Regions from separate parts of the Homo sapiens genome. Here all the other regions are linked to region 2. Evidence: chromatin contacts called from ENCODE Hi-C or POLR2A ChIA-PET data. All regions are on one chromosome and are shown on one strand. Each heading gives the region's core, a stretch centred on a gene start or an enhancer-like site at or near the end of the contact. The rest is flanking DNA. Distances are from core to core; before and after follow the strand shown. Region 1 holds the start of TOLLIP (toll interacting protein). Region 2 holds the start of CD151 (CD151 molecule (Raph blood group)). Region 3 holds the start of HRAS (HRas proto-oncogene, GTPase).

What was found. A loop is a pair of places that touch in the nucleus more often than their neighbours do. ChIA-PET counts read pairs that join two places held with the same protein, here RNA polymerase II (POLR2A). Pooled maps may share reads with other maps.
Region 1: a pooled map shows a loop between it and region 2 (6-fold over the local background). The contact joins the promoter of TOLLIP here to the promoter of CD151 in region 2. A Hi-C loop is called at or near these places in 1 of 168 maps with a recorded cell type or tissue (CD4-positive, alpha-beta T cell), 9 of 37 single-sample maps with no recorded cell type and 10 of 50 pooled maps. POLR2A ChIA-PET finds 5 or more read pairs at or near these places in 1 of 52 experiments (MCF 10A).
Region 3: a loop to region 2 is called in a pooled map, with 5 times the contacts of the local background. The contact joins the promoter of HRAS here to the promoter of CD151 in region 2. A Hi-C loop is called at or near these places in 4 of 50 pooled maps. POLR2A ChIA-PET finds 5 or more read pairs at or near these places in 4 of 52 experiments (BJ, H1, HCT116 and 1 more).

Annotation. Positions count from the first base shown.
Region 1 is chr11:1,308,363-1,311,062 of GRCh38, reverse strand. It overlaps TOLLIP (toll interacting protein), which reads left to right and starts at 1,431. Exons shown (of 6, transcript NM_019009.4): 1 at 1,431-1,597. The coding sequence starts at 1,565. It overlaps TOLLIP-DT (TOLLIP divergent transcript), which reads right to left and starts at 1,355. Exons shown (of 1, transcript NR_029409.1): 1 at 356-1,355. RefSeq lists an enhancer at 274-1,035 and a silencer at 1,266-1,975.
Region 2 is chr11:831,702-834,394 of GRCh38, reverse strand. It overlaps CD151 (CD151 molecule (Raph blood group)), which reads right to left and starts at 1,443. Exons shown (of 9, transcript NM_004357.5): 1 at 1,369-1,443. CRACR2B (calcium release activated channel regulator 2B) reads right to left here. Exons shown (of 9, transcript NM_001286606.2): 9 at 2,409-2,693. The coding sequence ends at 2,686. RefSeq lists enhancers at 1-46, 2,203-2,693 and silencers at 878-1,107, 1,118-1,767.
Region 3 is chr11:534,126-536,825 of GRCh38, reverse strand. HRAS (HRas proto-oncogene, GTPase) reads left to right here and starts at 1,250. Exons shown (of 6, transcript NM_005343.4): 1 at 1,250-1,410; 2 at 2,451-2,614. The coding sequence starts at 2,504. It also overlaps a transcript of LRRC56 not described here. RefSeq lists enhancers at 591-1,298, 1,320-2,176, 2,177-2,700 and a silencer at 2,154-2,313.

The sequences.
Region 1 (2,700 bases), core at 182-2,681, 480 kb before region 2:
GCTTTCGTTCTTTTTCTCTACACCCCATCAAAACAGGCAAGCGGCCAGGCTGCCGGTTTTAAAAGGAGAGACTGGTAACCGAGACCCAAAGATGTGGTCTTTGGGATAAGAGGAAAGTGAGAGCACATGGTGTCCTGGATGGGGAGTGAAGAAAGCATGTGTAGCAAGAATGACTATCGATTTTGCTGTAGTTCCCGGAGGACGAGGACTGAGAACTGACCACTAACAATATAGAGATCACTGACAAAGAGTTTTTAGTGGAGTGGTTGTGTTACCGGAAAAGGGTCCTGATCCAGACCCCAAAAGAGGATTCGTGGATCTTGTGGAAGAAAGAATTCCAGGCCAGTCCACAGAGTAAAGTGAAAGCAAGTTTATTAAGGCAGTGAAGGAATAAAAGAATGGCTACTCCATAGAGCAGGGTGTTCCCAAAAGCACGAGGAGGAAGGCGTCCACCTGGGTACGCTTGTTTATATGTAAGATAAAAGCCAAAAAACATCACGGGGGAGACGTGCTGTACTACCTGGGCTCGTCAAAGGATTGCCAATCTTTGCATAACGCCTGTCCTCCGCAAGCATCTGTATCATTATCTTTAAAGCGAAACTTCAACTAAGAATGCTTCTTGTTCTTAAGATACCCGGACATCGGGACCTAAGTTCCGGGTCTGCTGCGTAAAAGTTTATTAACCTGTTCCCGTGACCGTAAACGCCCGACTCCTGGGGATGCAGCCAGCGGGGTTCAGCCTCAGTTTACCCAGCGCTGTTCGAGCTGGAGTCGCTCTGGTTGGAGCGCCTGACCGCGAGGGCCGAGGTCAGGCCGGACTGGGGTTCTCCGGAGCGAGCAGGAGAGGAGCGGGGCTCCTGCGGAGCGGCGCGGCGGGGAGGCCGAGGGCAGGGCGGGCTCGAGCTCGGGCTCTTCTGGCAGCGCCTCCATCCCCGTTCCGTTCACCCGGCAGCCGCCCCGTGGAGGAACCGCGCCCCATCTTTAGCCCTGTGAAACAGAAAGGCCCTTCCTCCGGCAGGCAGCTGAGGGAAAGATCGCCCTGCAGGGGATGTCGGGCCTGTCACTGCTTTGTTGCGGGCCACAGTTCCCTCCCTTCTCCGAGCGGGTCGCACGTCCGAAGGTCACCCCCGCCAGGTGGCTAGGCCCTGTCGCCACTCGACAGAGGACCGAGGAGGAACCAACCCACTGCCCAGACTGCAGCGCCGCCACGCTAGGGCCCGCGCCGACAACCGTCATGACTGGGCATGCGCAAACGGCCCCGCCGGGAGCCATTTCGCCGGGCTGCAGGGCTCGAGGAGAGAGCAGGTGCGCAGGCGCCGGGCGAGAGGCTGCGCCTGCCCTACCCTGGAGCGCGCGTGCGCGCGAGAGCCGGAAGGGGCGGTGCCTGGCGCGGCGCCTGCGCAGTGGGGCGGTGCCGGGGGCGGGGCGCGGCGGCTGTCAGCTGACTGTGGCGGCGGCGGCCTCGAGGTGACAACTGTCTCCGTCGCAGGCTCCGGCGGGGGCGCAGGAGGTCGCCCGGCGCGTCACTGTCGGGTCGGCGAGCCACGGGGGCCGCCGCAGCACCATGGCGACCACCGTCAGCACTCAGCGCGGGCCGGTGAGGCAGCCGGGCGAGGGTCGGGCGGGGGCGGTGACCTGCGGTTGCGGGCGGGGCCTTGGGTCAGGGCTACTGCTCAGCTGCGGCTGGCGGGCCGACTCCGCGGCTCTCCCGGGGCACGCGGGGCGCCTGGCCGGCCGGAGGGGAGCGGCGGCGTCCACACCTCGGGGCGGGGCGGGCCGGACGGACGCGCCCACGCTGCAGGAGGCTTGAGCTCACCGCCGTGCCGGGGCAGAGCTTTGGGGAGGCAGCCCCGGGGGAGGGGGCCTGCGCCCGTTGTGAGCCCCAGATGGAGGCGGGCCCCGTGCCCCATGGTGCCCCAGAGGGAGGCAGGCCCCGCTCCCCAATGGTCTCCAGATGGAGGAGGGCCCGGTGCCCAGATGGAGGCGGCCCCGAGCTCTGACTCCCGAATGGAGGAGGGCCCCGCACCCTAATGGTCCCCCAGGTGGAGGCGGGCCCTGAACCCTAATGGTCCCCTAGATGGATGCGGGCCCTGCTCCCTGATGGCCCCCCAGGTGGAGGCGGGTCCCGCACCCTGATGGCACCCTAGATGGAGGCGGGCCCCGCACCCTGATGGCCCCCCCAGGTGGAGGCGGGTCCCGCACCCTGATGGCCCCCCAGGTGGAGGCGGGCCTGCACTCTAGTTGGTCCCATAGATGATGGCTGTTTCCTCTTTCTCATTTACACAGAGTGAGGGCAGTGGTGACCACTTCTTGGGCCCAATTGTGTCCCCGGTTAGTGGCCACCGTGCAAAACCTCAGTTTCTTCATTTGCAAATGAGAGGATAGGCGCCAGGAACTTCAGAGAACCTTTCCTGCTCTGAATTCTCTCCTGAGAGTTGCCTGGCAGTTTCTTCTATAGCATTAATATTGCAGGAGAGCTGGTGTAGACTGACTCAGAGATGATGGGCTCCTGGCGTGAGTGGCCTCCTGGCTCACTGTTAGGGCCTTCTTGCATTGCTGTAAAGGAATACCGAGACTGGGTAATTTGTAAGAAAAGAGATTTAATTGGCTCCCGGTTCTGCAGGCTGTACAGGTAGCATGGTGCCGGCATCTGCTCCTGGGGAGGCCTCTGGAAGCTCCCAGTCATGGCGGAAGGCCAAG
Region 2 (2,693 bases), core at 194-2,693:
ACAAGACATTTTGTTTTTTTCTTTTTTTCTTTTTTTGAGATGGAGTTTCGCTCTGTCACCCAGGCTGGAGTGCAATGGCACGATCTCAGCTCACTGCAACCTCCGCCTCCTGAGTTCAAGCAATTCTCCTGCCTCAGCCTCCTGAGTCACTGGGATTACAGGCACCCACCACCACGCCCAGCTAATGTTTGTATTTTTAGTACAGACAGAGTTTCACCATGTGGACCAGGCTGGTCTCGAACTCCTGACCTTAGATGTTCCACCCGCCTTGGCCTCCCAAGGCAGACGACATTTCGGGACAGTCTGATCCTGGGAGGGACCTCATACCTTCCCCCAGGTGCCCCACTCTTGGCCTTCGCTCCAGACCCATCACTGGCCCTTCCCCCACAAACAGCGGCAGCTACAGCCTGGGAAAGAGGCATCATGGAATGGAGCTGGAGGGGGACAGACCTTACCACTGAGCTGAGAGGGGATATTCACCCTCCATGAAGGAGCCAGGGCCTAAATACACGCAGGAAGGGTGGCACAGGCAGACCCTGCCACCAGCGGGGGGATGTGTCTGCCACCGGGGGGCGGGGTGTGCGTCTGCCACCGATGGGGGGATGTGTGAGCCCCTCAAGGACCTGCCCCTGGCCTGGCTGTAAGGTCCCAGGCTTTCTGGAGAAGTTGGTTCTGGGCACAGATGCGTCCTCCACCGCGAGGACACAGGCGACCCGCTGAGGAGTGGCCCCTCTTCCCAGGAATGCCTGGTCCCTCTGGACCCCCTGGGAAAGGGCCTTCCAGAAATAGTTGTCTGTTCCTCCCCAAGTCCCCGGGACCTGCACCAGGCCCCTGGGCGGCCCGCGCCCTATCAGGGGGAGCCCCAGTCAGGGGGACCTGGGACTCCGCGCCTGCCAAGCGTCCCCGGGGCACTGCAATGAGGTCACCGCCGCCGCCGACCCCGCCCGGCGCGGCCAATGGCGCGCCCACTTGCACGCGGGCGGGGGCTGCTGCGGGCGGAGGGAAGACTGCCGTGTCCAGGGACAATGAGCAGGGTGTCCAGGCTGCGCGTCCCGGGACCCCTGGGCTGAAGGGGGCCGTCAGGCCGGTCCAAGGGCCCGGGAGGCGCCTCTCCTTCCCGCTGCGCCTCCCCAACCCGCCCGGAGTCCGCCTCCCGCGGAAGGGCAGGCGAGGGAGCTGGGGCAGGCGAGGGAGCTGGGCCAGGCGGTGGGTGCGGCCTCCCGGAACCTCCCGGCGCCTGCGGCTGGGCCTCCGGGGCTGGGGCGCGCAGGGCCTTCGGCCCCCTCGCGCCCCTCGCCCCCCTCGCGCCCCTCGCCCCCCTCGCCCCGCTCGCCCCGCTCGGCCGAGCTGTCGTGGCCGCGCACTCACCTACCACGCGTCCGAGTCCGGGCCCTGGCGGCGGCGGCAGCAGCTGCGGGGGCGGCGGCTCCCAGCGCTGAGAATGCGCGGCCCGGAGCCTACGAGGGGGACGCCCCGCCCCGCCCCGCCCCGGCCCCGCCCCGGCCTCAAGCCCCTCCCGCGGCGGCGGGCGCTCGGCAGGTCTGAACCCGCGTGGGTGTAGGCGCTGGGGGTCGACCTGGCACTGCGGAGGCCGGGCGAGCTGCAGCCCTGGGGGCGCCAATAGCCCAGCAAGGGCCCATCCCGTCCAAGGACGGAGGAGCTGGGCGGGAGGCGGGCCCGGAGGTAAGACGGCGACCAGCCTAGCCAGAGGCCCTGGGCTGTGGCGACCCGGCCCTCCTCCATGCCCAACCCCCATCTCTTTCTCCTCACCCAGGAACCGCCCAGAGGCTGCAGGGGTCGGCAGAACCGATGCCGGCCTGGGGCGTGGGAGGGCCTAGCGCTGTGGGCAAATGCGGGAGAAGGGCTACTGTACGTGCAGTGTGGACAGCCTGGAGACCCGGGCAGGCCTGGGGTCCCAGCGAGACATACCCATGGGGTCCTGGGGGGCCCATGCCCTCCAGACTGGAAGGGACCACTGGGAGCGGTGCGAGGAGGTGAGGGACGAAGGGCAGGGCCGGCCTAGGGCTGCACCAAGACGCCAAGAGTGGGAGTGAGGAAGGAGGGGGCTGCCCACCCACCAAGCTCATTCATCACAGCCACAGGGGAGGACCAGCATGGGAGGGGGTGGCCGACTGAGGCCGGGAACCTGCCCGGCCTCCCTGGCGAGACAGTGGGGAGCCCTGATCCACACACTGGCGAGGGCCCCGAGGGGCTCCAGCCTTGATGGGTAGTGTGAGTTTGGGGCATGACCAGGGACACAAGAGGACACGCAGGACCTCAGCCCCATCGCCACAGGCCCGCGCTCCCTGTATTCACCCACACAGCACGCGTGCACAGGTGCCCACCTCATCCATGTGGCACACACAGGCTGTGGCTCCCAGACACACGGAAGGCCCAGGAGGACGCAGTGCAGTCAGTGGGTTTTATTTGACGAGGGGGTTTTCTGCTGAACTGAGATGGGGTTGATTGAACGGGGACAGAGCGAAGACTGGCAGAGGGCACACACGGGACCCTGGCCACTCCCGGGACCCTGACCACTCCTAGGCTAGGTCCTTCATGTCTTCAGTCAGGCGAGCCTGGGGCCCACTGGGGAGAGCCTGCATCCTGAGTGGGCACCCCCGACCCATGACAAGCCTCCTGCAAGGGCAGCTTCTAGCTCATGGTCCGTGAGTCACTCGGGGCTGGTCACCGGG
Region 3 (2,700 bases), core at 1-2,500, 300 kb after region 2:
AGGCGGGCGCTGGACTGGGCAGAGGCAGGGTTTGCCTGACTGTAAAACGCCTTTTTTGTTTTGAGACGAAGTAGCGCTCTGTTGCCCAGTGCAGTGGCGCGATTTCGGCTCACCGCAACATCCGCCTCCCGGGTTCCAGCGATTCTCCTGCCTCAGCCTCCCGAGTAGCTGGGACTACAGGCGCGCGCCACTGCAGCCGACTAATTTTTTGTGTTTTTAGTAGAGACAGGGTTTCATCATGTTGGCCAGGCTGGTCTTGAACTCCTGACCTCAAGTAATCCACCCGCTTAGGCCTCCCGAAGTGCTGGGATTATAGGCGTGAGCCACCGCGCCCGGCCCTTTTTGTTTTTTAATGAGGATGTATTTCTGATTCCTTTGCAATTTTAAAAAATGTTAAAAACATGTCTTTTTGGGTTTGAAAGAGCTAGGATGTGCGTCTATGTGCTTGGGGTGAGCCCTGGGCACTTCGCTCCCCTGTGGCAACTTGTGGGTACGGTTTAACTGGACCACGCTGAGCTTCTGCAGCGTTGGAACCTCAAGTTTGGGGGGACTGGGCGGGCAGGGTCGCCTGCCACGCAGGCCCGAGAAAGAGGAGAGTGGTGGAGGGGGCGTTCTCACGCCTGGCCCCAGGGCACACGGCTGCGCCCGCCGCCCGGAACCCCACCGGGGCTGCAAGCGTCCTCGGGGTGGGTTGCGGTGGGAGTAGGGGAGCTGGGGTGCGTGGTGGTAGGTGGGGTGCGCGGCCGCTCCACCTGCGCGGAAGGGCAGCCGGGCAACCGGACCCCGCGGCCACCCGGGGGCCCCCAGCTCCGAGCATCCCGCCTTGGTCCCGGCGGATCCCAGCCTTTCCCCAGCCCGTAGCCCCGGGACCTCCGCGGTGGGCGGCGCCGCGCTGCCGGCGCAGGGAGGGCCTCTGGTGCACCGGCACCGCTGAGTCGGGTTCTCTCGCCGGCCTGTTCCCGGGAGAGCCCGGGGCCCTGCTCGGAGATGCCGCCCCGGGCCCCCAGACACCGGCTCCCTGGCCTTCCTCGAGCAACCCCGAGCTCGGCTCCGGTCTCCAGCCAAGCCCAACCCCGAGAGGCCGCGGCCCTACTGGCTCCGCCTCCCGCGTTGCTCCCGGAAGCCCCGCCCGACCGCGGCTCCTGACAGACGGGCCGCTCAGCCAACCGGGGTGGGGCGGGGCCCGATGGCGCGCAGCCAATGGTAGGCCGCGCCTGGCAGACGGACGGGCGCGGGGCGGGGCGTGCGCAGGCCCGCCCGAGTCTCCGCCGCCCGTGCCCTGCGCCCGCAACCCGAGCCGCACCCGCCGCGGACGGAGCCCATGCGCGGGGCGAACCGCGCGCCCCCGCCCCCGCCCCGCCCCGGCCTCGGCCCCGGCCCTGGCCCCGGGGGCAGTCGCGCCTGTGAACGGTGAGTGCGGGCAGGGATCGGCCGGGCCGCGCGCCCTCCTCGCCCCCAGGCGGCAGCAATACGCGCGGCGCGGGCCGGGGGCGCGGGGCCGGCGGGCGTAAGCGGCGGCGGCGGCGGCGGCGGCGGGTGGGTGGGGCCGGGCGGGGCCCGCGGGCACAGGTGAGCGGGCGTCGGGGGCTGCGGCGGGCGGGGGCCCCTTCCTCCCTGGGGCCTGCGGGAATCCGGGCCCCACCCGTGGCCTCGCGCTGGGCACGGTCCCCACGCCGGCGTACCCGGGAGCCTCGGGCCCGGCGCCCTCACACCCGGGGGCGTCTGGGAGGAGGCGGCCGCGGCCACGGCACGCCCGGGCACCCCCGATTCAGCATCACAGGTCGCGGACCAGGCCGGGGGCCTCAGCCCCAGTGCCTTTTCCCTCTCCGGGTCTCCCGCGCCGCTTCTCGGCCCCTTCCTGTCGCTCAGTCCCTGCTTCCCAGGAGCTCCTCTGTCTTCTCCAGCTTTCTGTGGCTGAAAGATGCCCCCGGTTCCCCGCCGGGGGTGCGGGGCGCTGCCCGGGTCTGCCCTCCCCTCGGCGGCGCCTAGTACGCAGTAGGCGCTCAGCAAATACTTGTCGGAGGCACCAGCGCCGCGGGGCCTGCAGGCTGGCACTAGCCTGCCCGGGCACGCCGTGGCGCGCTCCGCCGTGGCCAGACCTGTTCTGGAGGACGGTAACCTCAGCCCTCGGGCGCCTCCCTTTAGCCTTTCTGCCGACCCAGCAGCTTCTAATTTGGGTGCGTGGTTGAGAGCGCTCAGCTGTCAGCCCTGCCTTTGAGGGCTGGGTCCCTTTTCCCATCACTGGGTCATTAAGAGCAAGTGGGGGCGAGGCGACAGCCCTCCCGCACGCTGGGTTGCAGCTGCACAGGTAGGCACGCTGCAGTCCTTGCTGCCTGGCGTTGGGGCCCAGGGACCGCTGTGGGTTTGCCCTTCAGATGGCCCTGCCAGCAGCTGCCCTGTGGGGCCTGGGGCTGGGCCTGGGCCTGGCTGAGCAGGGCCCTCCTTGGCAGGTGGGGCAGGAGACCCTGTAGGAGGACCCCGGGCCGCAGGCCCCTGAGGAGCGATGACGGAATATAAGCTGGTGGTGGTGGGCGCCGGCGGTGTGGGCAAGAGTGCGCTGACCATCCAGCTGATCCAGAACCATTTTGTGGACGAATACGACCCCACTATAGAGGTGAGCCTGGCGCCGCCGTCCAGGTGCCAGCAGCTGCTGCGGGCGAGCCCAGGACACAGCCAGGATAGGGCTGGCTGCAGCCCCTG